2 separate regions of the Homo sapiens genome follow, and region 1 is linked to region 2. Evidence: chromatin loops called from intact Hi-C (ENCODE). Cell type or tissue: heart right ventricle. All regions are shown on one strand. Each heading gives the region's core, and the rest is flanking DNA. Links, peaks and the distances in the headings are about the cores only.

Evidence for each region. Peaks named below come from ENCODE experiments on the same cell type or tissue, not always from the same donor. Only the 100,000 strongest peaks of a DNase experiment are listed, where the experiment ranks them.
Region 1: it touches region 2 in a loop (2.2-fold over the local background); 10 of 110 quality-filtered maps call a loop at or near these places.

The regions. Positions count from the first base shown.
Region 1 is chr1:59,681,545-59,689,544 of GRCh38, forward strand. The region is part of intron 14 of FGGY (FGGY carbohydrate kinase domain containing); the gene reads left to right. Among named protein-coding and RNA genes, the nearest start is that of MIR4711, 48 kb to the right of the region's middle. In heart right ventricle, for the core only: no CTCF peak of the experiment used is centred there; no DNase peak of the experiment used is centred there.
Region 2 is chr1:59,075,491-59,092,205 of GRCh38, forward strand. LINC01358 (long intergenic non-protein coding RNA 1358) reads left to right here. Exons shown (of 3, transcript NR_110626.2): 3 at 12,525-12,757. Among named protein-coding and RNA genes, the nearest start is that of HSD52, 63 kb to the right of the region's middle. RefSeq lists enhancers at 1,053-1,596, 2,141-2,684, 2,685-3,226 and a silencer at 2,327-2,621. In heart right ventricle, for the core only: no CTCF peak of the experiment used is centred there; a DNase peak (open chromatin) is centred at 8,946; H3K27ac peaks cover 2,628 bases.

The DNA of each region.
Region 1 (8,000 bases), core at 1-8,000, 600 kb after region 2:
AGAAAGACGTGCCTGTAAGTAATTAATTCCTCACTCTAATTACTATTTATGCCTTTACTTTTTATTGTAAACATTCTTGTTGGAATAAACTAGAAATAGGTTTTTTTTCTTTACACTAAAATAACTCATGAATAGCAATGAAATCCATGCTGTATAATATTCAAATGAGAGATCAGGAAAGACAAGGCTTTTAGTTAAATCAGTAATATTCTGTGATGGGGAAAATTGCCTTGAAAAATACACACACACACACACACACATGCACACACACACACACATACATACTACTAGAAAAAGTTTGAGGTTCGATTCAGAGTGTGGAAGGTACAGTGTCTTAAAAGAGTTTCAGTTGCAGCATTTAGGCAGATGATCAAGAATATGCAGAAGAAAACAAAAGAAATCATAATTATAGTTTCCTAACAGAGGTATTTGATCCTCTGCAGTGAACCATAAAAAACTAGCGTGGGATCAGAATCTTGAGTAGCATGTATTTAATTGTATGCATTTCAAAGAAATTTGAACATTTTAAAAAGTTACACCATATGAAAAATTGTATATAAAGACATTTTCTATAATATTATAATAATTTTACAAATGAGGAAACAGGGTTAGAGAGAGTAAGTGAGTTACCAAAGCCAATGGCTAGAAAGTGAGAGAGGCAGAATCCAAGTACTAGCCTGGGATTCCCAAACCAAAGACTGTTCAGCTCAGCCACAAGTGGAAATGGATTCTTATGGGGCTAAGTGATTACCATTACTTTAAAAACTAGTATCAGAAATAGATGACAAGAATTTAAATGTATATCAAAATATCCCTTTGGTAAATGTTAGTGTCCTCACAGGTAAACAGAGGGCACCCTCAAATTTGAGTAATTTGAGAGGGTTTAAAAGAGGGACTGTTTACAAAATTGCAGTCATAGAGACATAGAGAAATCACAGGGAGAATGTGACCCTCGGGTTTGTAACAGCTGGGCCTGTAGAGGCGAGGGAAAAGTGCAGTTACTGGATGCCCAGAACAGAGGGCTGTGTGGAGACTGCACAGTGACCCTGGAAGAAAAGGGCTGCACTGTTAACCCTATTCTCCCTCTCTCTAATCTCCTGCCTGCCTCACCATTGGCTGGAATCAGAATCAGAGAGCAAGGGAACCTGTTGATGTATTCTGTAGAAGGCCACATCTCTAAGCTCAGAGGAGGGTGGGAAGGAATCTTCAGAAGCACTTGGAGACATTCAACTGAGTCACCCACCCTGGACTATTCAGAGCGGTCTGCAGACTAGAGGGCAGTCTCTAAATGGTTTGTTCAGATTTGCTATGAAACAAGGAACTTGCATCAGAATGTAAATCAATTATGTCACCAAGTGTACTGTTTAGTTCAGCTGTCATTTTATTCATAGCAAGATGTTCTCAATGAAGGAACCGGTGTGCTGGCTTACATCCTGGGGCCAACTCCTTTCACCACAGATGGGCCCTTTGAATAGCACTAAACTAGATTCCTTGCTCTGTAGGTAATGATAAAAACGCTGGAATCCCTTTCCTTGTTTTGATTTTCCTACCTTAACTTCTGCTAAAGAGAAGAATAACGAGTATTTTTCTGTACCTACCCTGAGCCTGGCACTGTGCTAAGGTACTTTAGATGACATTTAATTCTTGCAAGTTAGATTATTCACTTCATCTTTACAGACAAGAAACAGGGCCAGAAAGTTTAAGTAATGTGCCTGTGGTCTAGCAAGTGAGAGAGCCAGCACTCAAATTCAGATCTTACTCCAAAGTCCATGCCCCTCACTGTTTGTAGGCTATCCCAGGACTGTGCTTAAAATTATCTGACATTAACACCAAGAAATAAAGCAGGGTTGTTGGGGGATTGCCTTATATGGAGACCTATGACTATGTTCTGTATACATATGCTATGCATGATTCCTGGGAATAGATAAAACCCAGCTCCCCCCAAATCAGATGGCACTGTTTGTGAATACGATGTTACTCCACGTTACAAGGCCTTGTCCAGCCCAGCCAGCCAGGTCAGAGATGAATTCAGTTTGTTTCTAAGTGGCTGTTGTCTGTTGCCATCTCTTTTTAAACCTGGGAGGTCAGGAAGAAGATAGGGAGAAAGAATTCATGAGAGGGATGCATTTCCTTAGAAATGTTATTAATTGGCTGGGCAAAACAAGAGAAGGAAATAAAATAGCTGCTCCTTACTAAGTAAAGGCATCTTCTTCCCTTATCTCATTAAAAATTAAAAGCACTCTTGGTTTAAGTAGGGCAAATTAGTAATTAAGTGCTATATAATGAACTTGTATAAACAGAATATTGAAGGGGAAGCCAAATTAATCACTCTGCTGGCTTGTTTTTGCCCCCATTAATGCACCTTTTACTCAGGTCCTTCCTGTGATACCAGGATGCATTTTCTGCTCTCCTCTGCTGCTGGAGATTGGGTGGGCTGTGATAGTTGGGCTGACAGATGACAGTGGACTAGATCTGGAAAAGTCATGTGTAGGGGCCTCGATGGCCATTTCATTTTTTAAGCCAAGGCTCATCAGCACAAGCCTGCATGTGACGGGAACAGCCTTAGACAGTAGCAGGGCAAGGAAGAATTAGACACAATGTCGGTACCCAAGGAATTCCCAGTCTACTGGTGGCGGGAGGTTGGGCACAGATGGATACAGTTATGAAAAAGTCTAAGGTGTAATGGCAAAGACTATTTCCTTGGACTCAAATCTTGGCTCAGCCACTTACCTTGGGTGAGTTACTTAGTTTCTCTGTGTCTCAGAGGCCTCACCTGTGAAAGATTCCATTGCAATTACTCTGCAATGGAATGATGGAGCATTTGAGGAGTGACTTCCACTGTCTTAAGAGGGCTGGGAAAGTCTTCCAGAAGAGGCAACCTTTGGCTGGTGACGGAGCTAGAACTCAGGGTACCGTGGGACCCCCCAGGCCTATGCTCCTCATCTTTGCAGCATAGTGCCTCCTCTGAAAGCGGAAGAAGGAGCTTGGGCCTCAACCCAGGACAAATCTCTCTCCATTTCAGCTCAACATAGTAAATATTAGTAATAACATCTGGATCCTCAGTCTCATGATATGTTAGCAACTACCTGCCAAGTATGTGGGGTGAGGAGTAGAAAGAGTAAGTGAGCTGAGTCCATCACAGGCTGGGTAAGATGAAATCAAATGGAGCAGCAGAAAGTAGCCCTCTAAGTCACCTTGCTGAACCTCACGGTGATGCCATCTCCTCGGCTTGCTAGCTGTGTGAACACACCTGGCTGGGCAAGCTACTTAATTTCTCTGATCTCAGTTCCATATTAACTGACCCCATTGAGTTTCTGCAAAGATTCTGTGAATGAAAGCACATTTAGCACAATGCCTATTCAGCAGAAAAGTACTATTATCATTCCCTGTGTTCATTTGATCTTCACCACAACCCTATGAGGTAGGTGGCATCATTGTGCCACTCTATTAAGCAAGAAATTGAGGCACCAAGCTATTGAAAATCTCGCCTAAGGTCATCTAGATGGTTAGTGGCAGAACGATGGTTTAAACTCAAGTGGTCTGGCTCCAGCCCTGCCCTCTGCGTATCCCCCACAGCCCTGTGCTTTGGAGGGCACCTATAGCTAGGTTTGCATGTCACATGCTAGAAATAGGGTAGACGCTTCTCAAGGATGTCCGGACCTCTCTCTCACTACTGAGGAAGAAGTTATTTCCTTCTGCTTGAGGGAATGGTGGGGCAGAGCCTACAGCTGTGGTGACCCTTTGACAGGTGGGGCAGGTAGAGCAGGCACAAGTGACTCACCAGGGAGCATTAGCCCTAGGATGCAGTAGGAATGCAGCTGCTGCACTGATCTTGGCAGTTTTGATTAGTGAACAGAATAATTTATTTGTCATTCATACTCTGCTTCCATAAAGGATTTAAGAAAGCTTACAATAAGTGACTAAATAGTTACTGGAATAAAACTCATAAGTTAGAAATGATGTAAAAAGAGGAAAATACACATATATATACATATAAACATGGGAAGATACCAGCAAAGGACAAGGTGATTTGATTCTGTATCAGGTAGGAGAAAAGTACTAGAAAAGTATTAGTATTAATATTTGTATTCAAAGTACTGCCAAAGAATGTTGAAAATCAGATTGTTTTAATTCTGGATTGGTGAGTGCCACACCAAATATCTATGGGACAGATCTGGCTTATCTATGGGTCTCTGATCTGGACTAGGCAGTTATTATTATTTTTTTTTAAATGAGGTCTCGCTCTATTGCCCAGGCTGGAGCGCAGTGACATAATCATGGCTCACTGCAGCCTCAAACACCTGTTCAAGCAATCCCCTAGGGGGTTACTTTGACTGAACTTCAGGCAACCAAGGCAAAACTGGGAAAAGTGTCAAGTCATATGGAGTCAAAGAATTATACCAATTCTTTGAAAGAGACCACATTTTTCCTTATACCAAATTCTAAAATCATTATTTCTTTAAAAATGAACTTAGAAATCCTTCCATGGAACTCTTATAGAAGAAGGCAGAATTCATTATATACCACCTTGCTGAGAGCCCAGATCATAACATTGAAACCTGACTTCGGGTCTAGGATAGGCTGGGTTTATAGCTTTTTGGAGATGTCACTTGACTCAGTGATAGAACCAAGAATACCCAGTTTGGTAGAGAGATAGCATGTCCCTTCACCTTTTTCCATGAATATTCCTTCCCTTGGCCAGCTTTGCAAACAAAGCTGTGTTACTGACCTAGGAGTGTCTCATAGTACCTCAGTACTAAAGCTTTTTACAAGCCTGGCATCAGAGAAGTGCTAAAATGAAGCACCCGTCAATCGAGAAGGGCAACAGATGTTGAAGCATATCAAATATCAGTAAACAGCAAGCCACAGAGACTGCTGAACTTGGCATCCTCATAGCAAAAATACCCTGTTGCCTTTAAGAGAGAACGCTGTGGACTTTTATAAACCACATTAAGTGATGTATTTTTTTCTCCATTTGGACAATTGCTACCCTATGAAATATTTTCCCTGAAAGATGGTCTGCTATCCTCTATTATTTTTTTTTAATCTCTACTTTTTTAAGGGCAAACTTAATGCTCACAGAGTGTTCTAGGCTCTCAGCCCTGGAAATATAGGTCTCCAGAAATTGAGAGGAGTTTCATATTCAGCTTATCTAGTACCCTCTCTTTTACTATTAGCCGTATGATTCATATTATAAGTAATAAATCGAGCTGTATTTCAATCCTGTAGCTGTGCACTAGATTAGTCCCTTTACCTCTCTAAGCCTGCTTACTCATTTGTATAAAAATAAGACTATTAAGAACACATACCTCATGCAATTGTTGTGAAAATTAAATGAGATGATATGCAAGAAGTATTTGGCACAGTTGCTAGTATGAATAAACTCTCAATGAGAGGTATACAAAATTATAGCAATATTTATGATGATATCTATCATTACTATTAGCTGACTATAAGTCACATGCTGTATTAATGCTTTACATATATTACTGAAAGGTGGCTGGGCTGGTCCTTTGCCTGTTTGCTCTCAGAGAGTGCTCCTTCCCCTGCTCTGCTGTGTGTTACACTTCCTAGGCTCTCTTGCACCTGGCCTCTGAGCAGGCTTGGCCATTGGGAGGTAATGGTGGGAGAATGACTGATGTGCAGGCAGAAGTCAGGTCATTTCTCCCCTTCACTACAGCAGCAGCTGCATTTTCTGTCTGATTCCAGCTCCCAGCCTCTCTCAGATCCCAGTTCTGGCCACTCAGCTTTTCTTTGGTTTCCGTTCTATACTGACATTCCCTGTTCCTGGCTCTAGTCACACCACTGCCTCCTGTCATCCCTTGATTCCTAAGAGGGGTAGCATCTGTCTGCTGTCGGTAACCTCTGTGTGGCTTCAACAACCTGTTGGGCTTCTAGGTCTCTTCTGTCACTAATGAAACTAATTTCTTTTTTTTTTTTGAGACACAGTCTCACTCTGTCGCCCAGGCTGGAGTGCAGTGGCACAATCTCGGCTCACTGCAAGCTCTGCCTCCTGGGTTCACGCCATTCTCCTGCCTCAGCCTCCCGAGTAGCTGGGACTACAGGTACCCACCACCACACCTGGCTATTTTTTTTTTTTTTTTAAGTAGAGATGGTGTTTCACCGTGTTAGCCAGGATGACCTCGATCTCCTGACCTCGTGATCCACCCACCTCGGCCTCCTAAAGTGCTGGGATTACAGGCGTGAGCCACCACGTCTGGCTGAAACTAATTTCTTATATTTAATTCCTCCTGTTCAAAGACCTAGAGTAGGTCTTTGGGCTACCTAGCTAACTTGACTGGTAGTCCAGCTACCTGACTGGACTCTGACTGATATCATTGCTTTTAACTACTAAAAGAAAAGGTAGTCCTTATAGAGAATTCACTTCTCCTCCTCTCCCTGTTGGAGTGAGCCAAGCCAACTGGAGAAGGGATGGCTGGTTATCATGGAGAGACGTTCACTTGGACTAAAGCTCAAAAGACAATAAATTGACCTAAGCATCTTTGATGAATACTGCCTATACACCCAGCTGAGTTTGGCATTGAGGCCAGGAGCCTCAGGTAGCTTACCCCCTCTCTGAGGAGACAAGATTCAAGTACAAGTCATAGCCAAGCACACTACAAGATAGTGTCTAGTCAGAAGGAATAGGAACTCCTCTTTCTTGAGCCAGAGCCCTGGACCATTCACTATTCTAGGTAAGTAACTATAATAGATATGTGATTATTCTCACATGAAAAATGAGGAAATGGAGGCTCAGAGAGGGCAAGTGATTTACCCAAAGTCACACTGCAATTAAGTAGTGGTCTTAGCAGCTTAAGTCTGTATGTCCTAGAACCTGTTTATGGGACTTATATCTGTTCCTCAAAGTTTTCTAATCTTTTTGTCAGTTTCAAAGCAGATAGTAAGAAAACTACATACATAATTCATATTGCCCTGGTCTTGTAGAAATGACCTTACAGAAACAATATTCAGCCTTATTCACCTAATTCTCAGAACAGGTTTATGTGGAAAGTTTATTGTGTTCATTTTTTACAGATGACAAAGCAGAATCAAAAAAGTAAAGGAATTTACCCAAGTTCATACCGAACGTTCATATTCAACCTGGAATTTGAATGCAGGTTTTTCTCTCCCCAAGCATATGCTCTTTCCACTTGGGGACGTCCAAGAACTGGACCATATGTAGTATAAGACCAAGTGTTTTTTAGAATTTTTTTTTTTTTTTTGAGATGGAGTCTCACTCTGTCGCCTAGGCTGGAGTGCAGTGGCGCAATCTTGGCTCACTGCAACCTCCACCTCCCTGGTTCAAGTGATTCTCCTACCTCAGCCTCCCAAGTAGCTGGGATTACAGGCACCTGCCACCACACCTGGCTGATTTTTGTATTTTTAGTAGAGACAGGATTTCACCATATTGGCCAGGCTGGTCTCGAACTCCTGACCTCAGGTGATCTGCCCACCTCGGCCTCCCAAAGTGCTGGGATGATAGGCGTGAGCCACCTCGTCTGGCCTAGACATTTTTTTAAAAGGTTGGGGAGAAAGGCCAGGTACCCTATCTTCCAGGAACAGACAGTTGGGTTAGAGAAGTATATATAAAGTGACCTGAAACCAGAGAGTGCTGTTGCATAATCTACTCTCTGGTAGTGACTACCAGCAGGAAAGAGTAGCCTGGCTTTGTGTAAGAAATGGGGCTTGAAATGGGCTGGAGTGGAAACATTAATTTAGGACAGGCAGAGAAGCAGCAGGAAGAGGGATTTTTAGATAAAGGTGCTGGTGAGAGCAAAGAAACAGATACAGACAGAACGGAGATCAACGTTAACTCCTGGGAAGGGTCCCAGTTCAGGAGTAGTGAAAAAGAAAGTTGGATAGATAGGACCACAGTTGATTACAGGTAGGGGTTGTTAACCACAAACAGATCAATTAGGAATTTGATCAGCAGTCTTGGGAGTACTTTTTGCTCAGTATTCCCTTATCCTTTAACTGTCTTTTAAAAAAATGTTGCAAGC
Region 2 (16,715 bases), core at 5,345-13,344:
AGCTACTCCAAAGGCTGAGGCAGGAGAATCGCTTGAGCCCAGGAGGCGGAGGTTGCAGAGAGCTGAGATCCTGCCCCTGCACTCCAGCCTGAGCGACACAGCAAGACCCCGTCTCAAAAACAAAACAAAACAAAACAAAAAACAAAAGATACAGGTCACCCAGTTAAATTTGAATTTCAGATAAGCAACAATAATATTTTAGTATATGTCCCACATAAGCATGTTCCCCCAGGAACCAATTCACTTAACCAAGAGAATGCCTCTCTTTGGTCACTTTCTTGTCCTCCCCTTCTTCAGGAGCAAGTGACCAGTAATGTCCGTGTGAATGGAAATACTGAGCAAGTATAGGAAATGCTGCTATTCATTTCTATCAAATTACTATTAACATGGTGTACCTGACTTCATAGTTTACAAAACACTTTTACATCTTTTAGTCTAGTGTTTGTCAAACTTTGACATGTATGCAGATCACCTGGGGGATCATGTTAAAAATGCAGATTTGGGCTCAGCAGTTCTGAGGGTTCACATCTCTAACAAGCTCCAGGGAGTCTGATATTGCTGTTCTGTGGCTCATATTTTGAACAGCAAAGGTTTAGATATTCCCAGATGATAGATAGTCTGTATCACCCCCATTTTATAGTTAAAGAAACTAAGGCTTAGATTACATAGACATTCTCAGGTATACGCAGAGATGGAGGAGGAAGGGGCGTGGAGCGAAAGCAAAACTCACCAAGATGTATGTCAGGCTCTACCATATATCTGCCTCTGCAGAGGAGAGAAACCCTGGGTCTGCATCCCTTTTCAGTCCTTTGCAGGCTGCGTGATCTTGGAATAATTATTTGGCCTCTCTGAATCTCTGTTATCTCAAAAGTAAAGAGGTAGGGTACACCTCTCAGAGGCTTCCATGAGAGGCTAATGAGATCTGTGAAATGTTTATATTCTGTAACAGGATACAAGCAGTAATAATTGTTTTATTATTATTATTAAATCCTGAATACAGCCCTTTAGAAGGTTGTTCTAAGTAGTTTACATGTATTCACTACTCCTCACAACACCCTTGAAAACTAGGTACTATTGCTATCATCTGCCTTTTACAGTAAACTGAGTCATATAGAGGTTACATGAACTGGCCAAGGTTACAGAACTAGTAGGAGCAAGATATGGACTCTGGCAGTCTGCTTTAAAGCCTATGCTCTTAATCTCTAGCTATGTTACTTCTCTCTGGGAATTATCCCCATCTCTCCCCCTGCTGGTTTTATAGATAAGGAAAATGTGGTTCAGAGAATATGATTTTTCATATTCTCTGTCATATATATTCTCTGTCAGTCATATAGCAAGACTGTAAATGTGATGAGAGCTCAGGCCACAGACAAGTACCTACTGAGTGCCATGCAGTGCTGAGGGGGAGGTACCTACTGTGTGCCATGCAGCACTGAGGGGGAGGTATCTACTGTGTGCCATGCAGCACTGAGGGGAAGAGGAAGCCTGGATCTACAGAATGAGCGAGGAGAGATGGGCTGGGCAAGGGGAGAGGGGCCACGACTCAATTTGGCAACTTTAGTATAACCTTCTTTGTCAGGTAACCCTACTGATGCTTTGGGAAAGGTAACCAGTGACTTCCGAATAACTATGAAGCTCTGAACCTGCTTTCAGGAGGTGAGGGTGGCAGGACATCAGACTCTAGGAAGGAGTGACTGAACTGAACAGATGAGCTGCTCAGCCTGGTCAGCTGGTGTTTGCAGGGTGATCTAGGAAAGAGTTCCTGACTCCAACCATGCTAAGAGCAGTGGACTCAGACTCAAACTTGTGTTTGAGTCTTAACTCTCCCTTTTATTACTAAATGACCCTGGGCCTGTGACTTGACCTCTCTGTGCCTTGGTTTCCTCATCTGTAAAATAGGGATAACAATTGCACCTATTCCAGAGTTGTTGGAGGATACATGCGATCACTCATTTTTATTATTGTGAAATAAGAGATCTCAGGAAAGCATTTACCACGGTGCCTCAAGTAAGCTCTCAATCAACAAAGACTGTGGGTCAGAAGGATAAAGGAAATACATTTCTGTAGTAATGGAGCGGTGGGAGGAAAAGACCAACTGGCTGAAGCCATTAAAACTCACCGTCAGTAAAAGTGATTTGCCTACTCAAATCTTAGAGTTGGGAAACTGCCATTTCCCTAACAAGACGATGCAAATCAGTTTATTTGCCTGTGGGGACTGCATTTCTTTCTTCTTCTCCTTCCCCAAAGACATCTGTTGTAGGAGAAGAAATCTCAAGTATGCTGAGTAACTGCTTTGTGTCAGGTCCTGTATGGAGATCTTTCTTTTATACCCATCTAACACCTTTTCCAGGATGTAAATTCTACTAACTCCATTTTATAGAGGAGGAACCAAGTCTCAAGAGAGGTTGAGAGCTACATCCAACATCCTAAGCTCTGGAGTGATACATCCTGGATTCAGATCCACTTCTGTTGAGCCAACATCAAGACTGGTGGGCTCCTTCCAAGGAGTCAAAGCTCTCCCTGGGCCCAGCCGGTACTCACCAAGGCTTCTGCGATGATACCTCTAGGTGCCAGACAGTCTTGAAAGCACTTCATCTATGGGCACTCAGTCATTTTCCCACAGGCTAGGTGGTTACGTTTTATTAGCCCCACTTCACCCCTGAGAGGAGGCAATTGAGTTAATTATTTGAGCTGAGAGCCCCTTGGTGGTATCAGCTGAGATAACTATCTCAGCTCCTGGCTGCCAGCCCTAACCAGAGCTTTTGTTCGTTATCTTCCCTCAGAGAAACTCAGCACTCAATTGCTCATTAACATGATTTGGATAATTTTCTCAACAGCCCTCCAGTGGAGCAGCTAAAGGAGAAACTGTAAAAGCCTGTGCCATTCAGATTGCCCCCACCCCCAACCTTGCTCTTTCTTTCTTAAGTAGTGGAGAAAGACAGATCTGCATTTGAATTCTGGCTAGGACATTCACTTGCTGGGTGATCCTTATTATTTCCTCTCCCTAGGCTCCCCATTCCTCATTTGTAAAATGAGAATATAAATACCACTTGCTTCATGAGTTGTTTCAAGGACTAAACCAGAAGGAAGTTAGCAAGAGGGAGGGAGGTTGGTTGGTTTATGGAGTGCCTAATGGGGAACAGAAAATGCATGGACAATATTATTTGATCATCACAATGATCCTATGAAATTAAGAAAAGGAAACTGAGTGACAGAGCGATTTACTCAAAATTTTACAGCTAGCAATTATATGTAAGGGCAATGATTCAAACGCAGTCTGGGTGACAAAAAAGCCTAACCTATCACTCTCATTTGCTCTTCTTCAATGTTCCTTATTCAATTTTTTGGTTCTTTATTCTCTTTCATTCTTTCTCATTCACTCTTATTTGCTCCCTTTCTTTCATTCTTAGTCTTTCCTATTTCCCTATATAACCAGCTAGAAAAAAGGAAAGATAAAAGATTGGACAAAGATATAGCAGTCCGGGTAGTAGATGAGAGGTCTGAGCCCTGGTCGTTTGTGTAGACTCTGAGACTGAGAGAGAGACAATTAGAGATTGGGTGGGTTAGGAAAGCAAAGAGAGTCTTTCCTGTATGGATTTACATTCCGAGGGTCAAGGCCAAACATAAGGTGAATATTTAACCCCTGCAACAACTCCTGTAAGTAAAAAAGAAAACTCCCATCTTTTTCTTCTATCTCAACTTCATAGGTGAGGCTCAAATCTCACCTAGAGCCTGAGTTCAAAGCTCTGGCTCTGCCACTTTAGCAGTGAGACTTTGGACAAAGCCCTCCACATCCCCTGAGTCTCAGTTTCCTCCTCTGGGCATGGTAGAAACATCCCTGCCCCCAGGATTTAGGTGAGTACTAAACTAGATCAGGCAGGTGCAATGCTCAGCGCCCTGCTTGGCACCCAACAAGTGCTTGGCAGTATTAGTCTTTTCTGCCCTCATTAACCCAATGACTAACTTATAACCCTGCTTTCCTCAAAACTCTTCTCCAACATAAAGGTCTTTTGTAAATGTGAACTTTTCCCTTTCTGCAGACTTCCCATGGTGATCTGGCCCCTTTAACTACAGAGATGTCAAGGAATCTTTGTGAATCAGCCATCAAGTGTGGGTTGCTTGACGTGACTGTGGGGTTAACTTACAAGTGACTAATTTTTGGAGGCGAGATTTTGTACCCTTCCCACTGGTAGCACCATGGCTGGGTGTAATTACTTAGCTGATGAGTTTACTGAGGGGCTCCTTAAAGTTTCAGTATTAATATCCATATGAATACTTTCAACAAAACCTTTTGTTCTTGGAGTAGGGGATGTGGGAGGTAGTTACAGGAACTGTCTTGCTTTTCCAAATTTAATTGTCTAAATACAGTGCTGCCTCAGCAATCCAGGACATTTTTCTCACTCTTCTTTCTTAACAGACCTCTGCCAAAAGCCTACTTTGGCAACAGGAATGATTAGTTTGTGTTTCAGTAAACTTGCTGCATCAGAGTCACTATCCCAGCAGGGGCAGGGGGAGTTGAAATGTGCTCTATTTAACCAGTTTGAACTGTTATTTATTCGAATTGAGTCTGGGGCAGAGGTTGTGGGAGTTTTTGATAAGAGGAACTTAATGGCTCATAAGCAAGTCATCTCTCTTTTAGCAGATACTTTGGACTACACATGAATGTCCTAATCACAGTCTCCCTAAAGGTAGATCAGCCCCCTTTCCAGAGTCTGCTGAATTACTCACATTGTTCAGAGCGCTCAGCATTCTGCAAAGCTTTGTTAAATTAATCTTCACAACAACACCCAGGCGGAAGAAGTATCATTAGCACTCTCATTTTGCAGGGGGGAAACTAAGTCTCAGAGAAATTAAGGAATTTGCCTAAGTTTGCATCGAAATAAAGTGGGAGCATCAGCATCTTACCCAGGTTTGTCTGATTTCAGAGCCTGCGCTCATACTCCTCTGGTATTTGCAGCAGTTTTGGGGCTTCTGGCACACCACTCTGAGGCTTGCACAGGACCATGGATTTTATAACTGGAGGGGACCTGTAGGTAGGGCGACCAACCGTCCTGTTTGCCTAGGAATGATGGGGTTCCTGTGACGTGAGACTTTCAGTTTTCAGGACCAGTCAAACTAGGATGAGTTGGTCACCCTATGGGATGAAAGGCTGCTGAAACTACCAAAAGAGATAAAAAGTGAAAAAGCTTCTAGACTAATATGAGGTATTCTTATTACCTTTCCCCCTCTAAATTTGCAGATGAGAAAACTGAGGCTCAGAGAGGAAAAGTGACTTACCCAAGGTCACACATTTCATGAGTAGATGGAGCAGTAATTGGAAAACAGATCTTGGGATTCTCAAATCATTTCTCTTTTCCAATAAGGGAGGCTGCAGAGTTCAAGCCAAGGAGCACCTATTGAGCTCCTACTGCATGAGCAGTTAAGCTGTGGGTTAGCAAATACCCAGGAGAAATAGGAGGTGTCCAGGTAATGCTGTCAAGTAGAACTTTCCATGATGATGAAAATGTCCAATATCAATGCTGTCCAACACACTAGTCACTAGCCATATGCAGCTTCTGAGTACTGAAATGTGACTACAGTAACAGATAAACTGAAGTGTTCTATTTAATTTTAATTTAAATCATCATGCATGACAAGTCGCTACCACATTGCAAAGCACTGGTCAAATGGATATGATTAGTATTTCAGAAGCATTTTATTTCAGAGAACAGATTCTGTAGTGTGCACATTCTTGAAGAGGAAATGCTTTTTTTTGGAAGGGAAGATGGGGCAGAAAAGAAGTACCATTCATGGATGGCATACTGACATACTGAATAGCAGCACTGAAGTTAACATTGCTCCCTTACTCTTCCAACAAGCTTGTGCAATGGGCATCATCTTTCCTAGTTTATGAGTGAGGAAAGTGAAACCCACAGGAATTCAGTAAACTGCCCAAGGTCTTATTTGTAGAATGGGAATTTGAACCCGGGCCTGAATCTAAATCAGGTCCTCTATCCCATGCATTACCAACTTGAATGTACATATGAAACATCTGCAGATCTTGTTGAAGTTCTGATTCTAGAGGACTGTGACTGGTGATTCTTCCTTTATAACAAGCTCCCAGGTGATGCGAAGTCTGTGGCTCATGGGCCACACATTAGCCAGAAAAATTCTCTCTCTTTTAATAAACCAAAACTTCCTCCCTTCCTTAACAATCAAGAAACACCAGATACCTACAGAAAGGAGGATAAATTACAAGTTGTAAAGTAATGATTAAAGTTCTGAGAAAGAAAGTGTGCCCTTGTTGACTTGAAAGAGGGCACCTTCCCCATTGGGCAGTGGAGTGGCTCTTCACCAGGCGAGGTTCACCTGCCATCCAGTCACATCTCAGTTTCATCAGATAATGCAAAATCAGCCAGGAAAGGGTTTTTAATCCAAAGGGTGGGGTAGTCTAAAGAACATGTGCTTTGGAATGAGGCTGGTTTGGGGAAGAATCCCAGTTCTTCCCCTCTCCAGTGATATGACTGTGTATGAATCATCCATCCCTCTGAGCCTCCATTTTCACCCCGGGGAAAATGAGGATGAGCATTTGTAATTCATGGAGATGTATTAATAGTAAAGACCAAGAGAAATCCTATGTGTAAAGTGCTTGACAGAGCGCACACTTAATAAATGAGTGTCTCCTCTGCCCCTCTTTTTCCCTGGCCCTCTCGCTCGTTCCCACCCTTCCTGTTTTTCTCACCTCTTTTAGGAAATCTTCTCCAAGGGCAACTCTGAGTGGTGAAGACAGGATGGAGTCAGTTGACTCTAGACCTTGTCCCAGTCTACTACTTTCTACTATGACCTCCAGCAGGGCTGGGAGCTACACAGGCCAGGGACTTTGTTTTCTTCCCCGTCTTTCCTCAGGGCCCATCACAGAAATGCCTTTAGGCCCTCTTCACCACCTCACATCTGCATCTCAACTCCAGGTGGGAAACACAGAAAAGAGAAAGAGAGAGTGTGTGTGTATGCGAGAGCACTAGTCTCATCACTAAATTGTCGGTGCTGAAATCCAAATAACTTTAATTTTAAAAATTAATTATGTGATCTCTTTGACAGGCAGCAGAGTTCATATCAAGGGCCCATGTTTTAACTGAATATAATGAATTTTTTTTTTCACCTTGGAAGAGTCTTAGAGGCAAGATTAGAATGTTCATCTAAAAGGAGTGCAAATTTCTTCAACCATTCCCACGGAGGAAGGTGAGCTCAGACTCACTTTCATCTGTCCCTCTCCCCCATGTGCTTGGCCAGGGTAAGGGACCTCAGGAGGGCCCCCCCAGTCTCCCAGACAGCTGACTCTCCCTGTGTAAATAATTCTAATGCTCTCAGTTATTCACTACTCATCTGAGCCACCTATTGAACTATAAGCTTCAGAATTAGCTTTGTACAACCCACACCCAGCACAGGGTCTGGCATTTATATGTGTTCATAAATGCAACAAATAAACATTTATTAAAATGCATTGATTTGTTCAGTTTTGTTTATACCTCTGTGGTGGATTGCAATATTGATTCCAATTCTACAACCCACCCACTGCCATCTTTTCCACAGCTAAGCCCCCTCCACGCTTCTACCATCCACACACATGCACTTTCTGATGCTGTAGGTTTCGGGTGAGACCAGAAGAACCTCAATTATTAAAAAAAGAGCTTTAAAAATGCCCCATTTTTTTTTTCTCTTTTAGCTTCCCCCCAAATACCCCACCCTCCTTTTTTTTTTCTAAATTTGAGACAAGGTCTCACTCTGTTGCCTAGGCTGGAGTGCAGTGGCACAATTTCAGATCACTGTAACCTCCACCTCCCAGGCTCCAATGATCCTGAGTCAAGCAATCCTCCCACCTCAGCCTCCCAAGTAGCTGGAGCTACAGGTGCACACCACGGCACCCGGCTAATTTTTGTATTTTTTTTTTTTTTTTGTAGAGATGGAGTCTCACTACATTACCCAGGCTGGTCTCGAACTCCTGAACTTGAGCTATCCTCCTGCCTTGGGCTCCCAAGGCGCTAGGATTACAGGTGTGAGCCACTGTGCCCAGTAGTTTTCACCTTTAAATTTTAAAGGTTACTTTTGCAGGCCTCAGGCATGACGGACAATGAGCAGGTGAAAAACCAATAGAAAAGTGTTCAAAAACTCCTGTGTTAACTAACAGGCTTCTGAATGTATCACTGTGGTCCACAGAGAAGGCTAGAGAAAGTAGCAAGAAGATGCTATGTCAACTACTACAGCCTTAAAACAAAGGTGGTGTCTATGTAGCTGAAATTTTTCCTATGTAGCTTGTGTTATTTTTGTTTAATCAAGCAAATAAGAGGGTTTTTCCATGGCAAACAAACAAACTCCAATGCATACCTTCTTTTCTTCTTTTTAACAATGAATAAAAAAAGGAAAGAAGGTACAGTTCTAAATTGACCCAATTTATTTTTCTTTTCTAAATGAGATTAAGATAAAAGTTGGAGAGAGGCCACTCAGATATGCTCAGAAATGATAGCTCAGCTTCTAACGGTTACTCAGCTTACATCTGATTAAGGTTTTCTGTAAAACGAAATTGTTCCTCATACCAGGCCGACTGGACCTGGACAGCTCTAGTCTGGGTCCTGGCCTCACAGTGCTGGGTCTCTCCGGGGCCCAGGCTAGGGACTGGAGATCCTGAGCTCCTGTCATTTCCCTCCCCTCCTTCCTTCCTTCCTTCCTTCTCCCCTGGCAAAGACTGTATCCTGTTGCTCTGAGCAAGGCCCAAGAGAAAGGCCAGCAACAGGTTATTGTGCTGGGAAGGAAGACAAATGAGTCCCTTTTCTGTGGGGCTCCTGGCATCCTGTTGGAGGAAGGAAAGGACAATGCTTTGAGGGAACTGGCTTTGCCGACCCCCTCCTGGCAGGCTCTCCCCTCTCCTTTCCGGTGTACCGTTTGTCAGCCCCAAAGCCTCCACTTCCTGAGTAATCACTAGATGCACGTGTGAGGTATGTGGTTCCCCCCCATGCCCAAGGCAGATTCCTGGCCCCACTTCAGGAAGTGCAGCTCAAAGAGCCCTGGACCAGGACCCTGAAACAAGGGAGAGTCTTGGCTCCTCTCTCTCTACCAGGGTAGCTATTGCCAGATCATTTCACATCTTAGGGCCTCTGTTATGGCAATTGTGTAAGTGCCTTCTGCACACTTGAAACTGCCCCCTGCATCAGGGATTCCCACACCTGCCTGTGCATCTGAGTCACCTGGGGAGCTCTGTTGCCCTACACTCTTCATATGCCCTGCCTGGACTCCAGGCAAAACAAGCAGACACTCCATCCCCAGAAATGTTCTGTGGTAATTCCAGTTCCCCTGAAATTAAAAACAAAAAACAAACAAACAAAAAAACTACCCTTCGTATCCTCTTACCTAGCTCTTTCCTATCCCCCTTCAATAAAGTGGTGGATTGATAGGTACACAGATACAAGAAGCAGTAAGGAGTAGTGGCTAGGAGAGTGAATTTCAGAGACAGACTTCCAGCAATCAAAGCCCAGATCCACCACTAGATATGTAAGCTTGGGTAGAACTTCGAACCGTTAGGTGCTTGCTTTTACTTATCTGTAAAATGGTAATAATAATAATATTACTTTCTAGGACTGTTGTAGGTTTAGGCTAATATGTTCAAAGCCTTTAATATAGAATTTAGCTGATCGAGGATACTATATAATGGTTAACTATTATTATTATTATCCCAGAGGTTCATTGAACATACAATGAATTTTTTTTTTCTGGACCTAATATCAAGCCAAGCACTGGCGACTTAGGAATGAATATGACACATTTCCTGCCCTCAAGAAGTTTTCAAGTCAGTAGGGAAGTCAGACTTATGAAGAACCAATTCTAACAAAATATTGTTACAGGATGGATCTCCCTAGGAAGCAGGCTCAGAAGGTGTTTAGCACTCAGGATGTTCTCAGGGAATGCCTTGAGATGAACACTTGTGGAAGAGGGAAAGGCCACAATCAGGACTGGCAGAGCGAGAAGGCAAAGCATGATGCAGGCTCTAAAACTATCTTGGCCAACCCCACCAACAGCTCTGGAACTAAAATGACCCTTCAGAGTTGTCAAAAGTGAAGCCAAGAAAGCCAGAGCTCTTTATACTCCTGTATCAATCAGTCACTGGATGTAGGTTGCTACAGGAAGGAGTGTGACTTGGGATCAGCCATCTCTTCCCTAAAGGTTGACAGTACCTCAGGAACTAGAGTAACAAGTTCTTGATTGAAAAGGGATCTGGAGCCAGATGCAGTGGCTCACGTTTGTAATCTTAGCACTTTGGGAGGCTGAGTTGAGCGGATTGCCTAAGCCCAGGAGTTCGAGACCAGCCTTGCCAACACGGTGAAACCCTGTCCTATCAAAAATTACAAAAATTATCTGGGCATGGTGGCACTTGCCTGTAATTCCAGCTACCTGGGAGGCTGAGGCAGGAGAATCACTTGAAACCAGGAGGTAGAAGTTGCAGTGAGCCAAGATCGCACCGCTGCACTCTAGCCTGGGTGACAGAGTGAGACCCTGTCTCAAAAAAAAAAAAAAAAAAAAGAAAGAGAGAGAGAGGAAGGAAGGAAGGAAAGAAGGAAGGAAGGAGATATGGGAGATGCATCCCAGTGTCCACCTCAAATCTATAAGGTCAATTTTGATGAAACAACAAAAAGTACAGAGAAGAAGATGAGTAGCTAATAATATATATTTAAAACCCTGATATTTCTATGGCATTTTATATTTTTCAAAGCATTCTCTTAGACAAAAGCTTACTCATGACTTCCAGTCTAGGGTCTTGAGGTAGGTTGGGAAGCCATATGTTGTAAAGGAGAAAGCTTTGGATTTGGAGCAGAGAGGACACCGTGAATTGCAGCTCTGCCGCTGTCTAGCAAGGAGTCTTATGCATGCCTCTCATGTTTTCTAGGTCTACTCTGTGAAAAGGAAATGATCATACATAATTCATGCATTTGCTGTACGGATTTAATTAAATGATAGACAAAAAGTAGAGTGGCACAAGTCAAACTCAAAAAATAGTAACAACAAAATCAATTTCAAAATAAGCAACAGCAATAAATGTTACCTACTATTTTACGAATGAAAATACTGAGACCAATAAAGGTAAGATACTTTCTTAAGAACTCACAGTCAAATGTAGGTACATCCAAGACTGTAACTCACATACTGAGATCAGTTTCATGTGACCTCATAGCTTGTCATCTTACCTATAGAACCCACAGAAGTTGATGAACCTCTGAGGGATTGATTCAGGTGTTTTGTATGTGATTAACATTGGAAGGAATCTTAGAGATCATCTTGTCGCCTTCAGAAATCCGGAGCTTCATGCGGCCCAGTCTTTGCATTGACTAGAATATAAAGAAGCATAACCCAGTAGTAATTAGAAACAAATTCTCATTTTCTCTTATGTCCTTTGAAAACTTTAAGAAAGATCAATTCCCAAAAAACATGTCTCAAGAAATCTTTCCTTCCTTACTAATTTATTGAATTTGACTGTTGTTGCAGGACCACATCCTCAGCAAACACACTGGCACTCTTTCTCAAACTTCAGCCTTCAAGGTGCTATTTTCTTTCCTATATCTCCTCTCAATTCTTTATAATGTAGATGAACTGAGTTTCTGTCTTCTGCCTTGTATGGACTACCTCTCCTGCTTTTCTCTACGCATATTTCACATAAAGCACCACAAAAATCAAGGACTCATATTAGCAAAGATAGAAATCTCCATAGATGGACTGGGTTCATGAGAGAGGAGGAAGGAGAATGGGGCAGAAATGGTACTCAAAATTATTAACAATGGATATAGTAAAGTGTATTAGTCCATTTTCACACTGCTGATAAAGACACACCTGAGACTGGGAAGAAAAAGAGGTTTAATTGGACTTACAGTTGCACATGGCTGGGAAGGCCTCGGAGTCATGGCGAGAGGCAAAAGGCACTTCTTACATGGTGGCAGCAAGAGAAAATGAGGAAGAAGCAAAAGCTGAAACCCGATCATATCTCGTGAGACTTATTCACTATCACGAGAATAGCATGAGAAAGACCAGCCCCCGATGGTTCAATTACCTCCACCTGCATCCCTCCCACAACACATAGGAATTCTGGGATATACAATTCAAGTTGAGATTTCGGTGGGGACACAGCCAAACCATATCATAATGATACCTATGAATCAGAATAGATTAGCCAAGGAATTGGATTAGGGTCCTCAAGGCCCTCTAATGTCCAATGACTTAACCACTGGGCTGCTGACTCACAGGGGGGTATGGAAAATCCTGGAGTAGAGTCTGGAATGGCTGAGGTAACAGAGAATATTCAAGGGACTCAGGGCAACAGAAATCTATCAATTGGTATAAAAATATTTCAATTTTTACTATTTTAACAACTGGTGCAGCCTTACAGGTACATTGCAAACTCTCTCCAAAGCCTGAGCTCTTACCACCACCCCACATTCCCCAAAATGCATGCAAAGAGTCTGACTAGGGAAAACCGTAGTACGTTTCCTCTCTTCTCTCTCTCGTAGGCATTATAGTATACATAGCCTTGGAATCAGAAGACCAAGAACATACAAGAGAACATAGCCTTGGAATCAGAAGACCAAGAAACAATTTAACTCTGCCCCTCTAGAGCTCTGAGAACTTGGGCAAGCCTTTTACCCTCTGTGAGTTTCAGTTTCCTCATTTATTTAATTGAAATAATAATACAGATCACCTGAAATGTAATGAAAATTAAACATCCTTATGTAGGTGAAACCAACTGGCAGCATGCCTGGAATATAGTGAGTGCTCATTCGGTCTCTTGTATTTTCTTTCTATACCCTACTTCTGTTCCCTTGGATTCATATACCTGAATTGGAAACACCCAAAGTCAAAAAGAATAAGAAAAATCTTTAGAAATGTAGCATATTACCAAGATCTGCAAATTTCTGCCCAGAGCAGATGGTTCTAATAAAGAAAGTCGGATCTTATGTTGAGTTCTTTTCTGTCCAAGAATAGAAGACCTTCCCTCTTCTCCAGTAGTGAAGAATAGGATTCATCAGCCTTGGGGGCAAAGTTAAAAACTTGCTCTAGAAAGTGGCCTGGATAGTCAGAAACTGCTTAGACTCACTCCATCTGTTCTATACACATACACACACCTTTGTTTGTCAGTAAAATATTCAATGAGACTTGATAGTCCAATCCTTTGAAACCAGAATAATATTTGAAATTTTGATGATTTTATCTAACTGCTAATATCACTTGCAGGTCATCAGTGTTTTACATCCAACAAACTAATGGTCATTTGCTGCTTTATAAAGAGCCGATATAATTTTGTCTTCCTTGTTATTAAAGGATCAAGCAAGGGTGTTTCTGTACCAGTTCAACTTTCCTTATTTGCTTATTAGTCAGTAATATTCAAGAAAATCCTAGTTTTAAAAAATGTCATTACATGTTAAACTGTGGAAAGAGTCACCATCATTTGAATAAATCTTGAGTAAGCCCACTGTATTAGTCCATTTTCATGCTGCTGATAAAGACATACCTGAGACTGGGAAGAAAAATAGGTTTAATTGGACTTACAGTTCCACATAGCTGGGGAGGCCTCAGAATCACGGCAGAAGGTGAAAGGCACTTTTTACATGGCAGTGGCAAGAGAAAATGAGGAAATGCAAAAGCAGAAACCCCTGATAAAACCGTCAGATCTCATGAGACTTATTCACTACCATGAGAACAGTGTGGGGGAAACCACCCCCATGATTCAAATGATCTCCCACCAGCTCCCTCCCACAACATTTTGGAATTATGGGAGTACAATTCAAGATGAGATTTGGTTGTGGACACAGAGCCAAACCATATCAGCCACTCTACTATCATGTTCTTAAAAAGTTATATGTTTGTGACACCCACGTATGCAGAATTACTCTATCAGTTAAGTGTATTTTGTAGAAAAGTCAGTAAGAAACCTGCTTTACTAAGAACAGAAAGAGTCATCTGTAAATAATAATATGATCATTGTCATTTACTGAATACTTATTATGTGCCAAGCTACTGCTATTGTGCAATTGAGTTATTCTTGTCTGCTTCCCAGAAAAGACAAAACACTGAAAACAGCAGATGTTGCAGCAGAGAAAGAGTTTAATAATCACAGGGCAACTGAATGAGGAGGACAGAAGATATTTCTCAAATTTGCCTCCTTGAGAAATCAGAAGCTAGGGTTTTTCAAGGATGGTTTGGTGGGCAGCAGGGCTAGAGAATAGAAAGTGTAATTGGTTGGATCGGGGATAAAATCATAGGGTGTCAAAACTGTCTTCTTGGCTGGGTGCTGTGGCTCATGCCTGTAATCCCAGCAGTTTGAGAAGCTGAGGAGGGTGGGTCACCTGAGGTCAGGAGTTCGAGACCAGCCTGGCCAACATAGTGAAACCCCCGTCTCTACTAAAAACACAAAAGTTAGCACGGTATTAGTGGCACCCACCTGTAATCCCAGCTACTAGGGAGGCTGAGGCATAAGAATCGCTTGAACCCAGAAGGCAGAGGTTGCAGTGAGCCGAGATCATGCCACTGCACTCCACCCTGGGTGATAGAGTGAGACTCTCTCAAAAACACCAAAAAACTGTCTTCTTGCACTGAGTCAGTTCTTAGATGGGAGTTACAGGACCAGTTGAGTCAGTTTCTTGGCATGGGTTACCAGTCCAGGTGGTGCCAGTTGGTCCATCAGAAAGGAAGGTCTAAAAAATATCTCAAACACCCGTCTTAGATTTTACAATAGTGACATTATCTAAAGGGGCAATTGGGGATGTTATAAATCTTATGACCACTGGCTATGTGACTCTTGAGTAATAAGCAGTTCCAAAAGGCAGATTATAAAACATAGCCTGGTTACAGTTTAACAATACCTGCAACTTAGCAGAAGAAACAATGACCAATTAGAGTTTATGCCTACATCTCAGCATAATTGAGGCCCCCACCATAATTCTACCTTGTGGCCTTTCATTAGTTTTACAAAAACAGCTTCAGTCACTGAACAAGAAAGGGGTTAGTTTTTGGAGGAGGCTATTATCATCCTTAGTTTAAAATTAAAATGTAAACTAAATTCTTCTCATAGTTAGCTTGGCATACAAGTAGGAATGAGAAAAGGTAGCTTGTGAGGTTAGAAGCAAGACTGAGTCAGCTATGTCAGAATTCTCTCACTTATAATTCTGCAAAGGTGATTTCACTACCCAATATTAGTAGTGAAGGGTGTAGTAATGGAATGAGATAGAGAAATTTACTTAATGGAACACCTTTCAGGTGGGCTCTGTGAGTTTAAAAGGAACTTTAATAGGTGGCTTAGGGTGGAAGCAGAGCTGAGATCCCTAAAGAGTTAAACAGCTTCTAAGGAGGCTCTGCTAGTCATGGAAGCACTTTGTGTTTGTTGAGTAGGATGTGTGAGTTTAGATGTAAAATTCAATCAAGACTAAGAAGCGGTGAGAGACTGAAAGGATCCTGGAAGAATTTGAAAGTTGGAGAATGGAGCTTTGCATGGTAGACAGATGAGCTAGTTTAGGGGCAGCACAGAAAATAGATTTAGTAAGTATATGAAGAAAGATAACAGAGGATTCCAAGTTCTTGATCTGGAATGTGTGATGTAAATTACCTCTTCTGTCTCCCTGATAAGATCTCCAGCAAAATCCATTTTTGGTAGAAACGAATTTCTTCTGGAGAGTGGAAATTAGCGCTGAGACCTGCATAAAGTTGAGGCAAGGGTGGGGCTGCAGGTGTGCACTGCCTACATTTGGGAAATAATAATTAAAATGATAACAGTAGCAGCTTCATTGCTGAGCCCTCATTAAAGTTAGGATTATTGTAGATCTTATCACAGTTAATCCTCATTGCCACCTCTTAGTTCAGTGGATTATCCCTCATAATATAAATGAGGAAACTACAGCTCAGAATGTTTAGGCAACTTGCTTAAGGACATTCAGTGGTATGTGGAAAAGCTAGAATGAGGACAGAGTCTGTCTAACTTTAAAGTTGTCTGCTCCTATTCACTGCTGTGCTTCCTCGTTAAAGGTGGAGGTGAGGGGCAGGCATATAGATTAAGCAGTAGCTTTTCCAAGATGTACCTGCTATGTGGGACAGTCAGAGTGTTTGACTACTTCCATTCCTGGATCCCTGGTCTCTGGTGTCCCAGGAGAGCCTATTGATTTCCAGGTACCTTCCTTATAGGTTCTTGGGAAGATTATATAAGTTAATGCATGTAAAATATGCTTAAAACAATGCATGGCATTGGACATTCCCAATAAATGTTGTTCATTATTACGAAGAACTTTACAGACATATTCTCATTTAATTCTCACAAATGTATGAGGTAGAAACTATTATCGCCATCTTACAGAAAATAAAACTGAGAGGCTAAGTAATTTGCCAAGGTTCACACAGAAAGAAGGCTATAGAGCATGAATTTAGCCCCAGATTGAAGGATTCCAGACTTGTCACTATATCCACTGTTCTCAGCTCCTTCTCTCTGACTCTAGCTCCCAATGTTTCTGAAGTCCACTTGTGATTCAAGCATTCATGCCAAATGAATGTACAAATTGTGAACTTCTAGATCCTGCTTCACTCCATATTCCAAGGAGCCGGAGGCTGAAGCCAGCAAGTCAGGCTCCTCTAACATCCCACCTTCTGGCATGAATGTGAGCATGCAATGTTTAGTCTATTGTTGGTTTCCAGCAAGTCTGAATTTCAAGTCCTTTTGC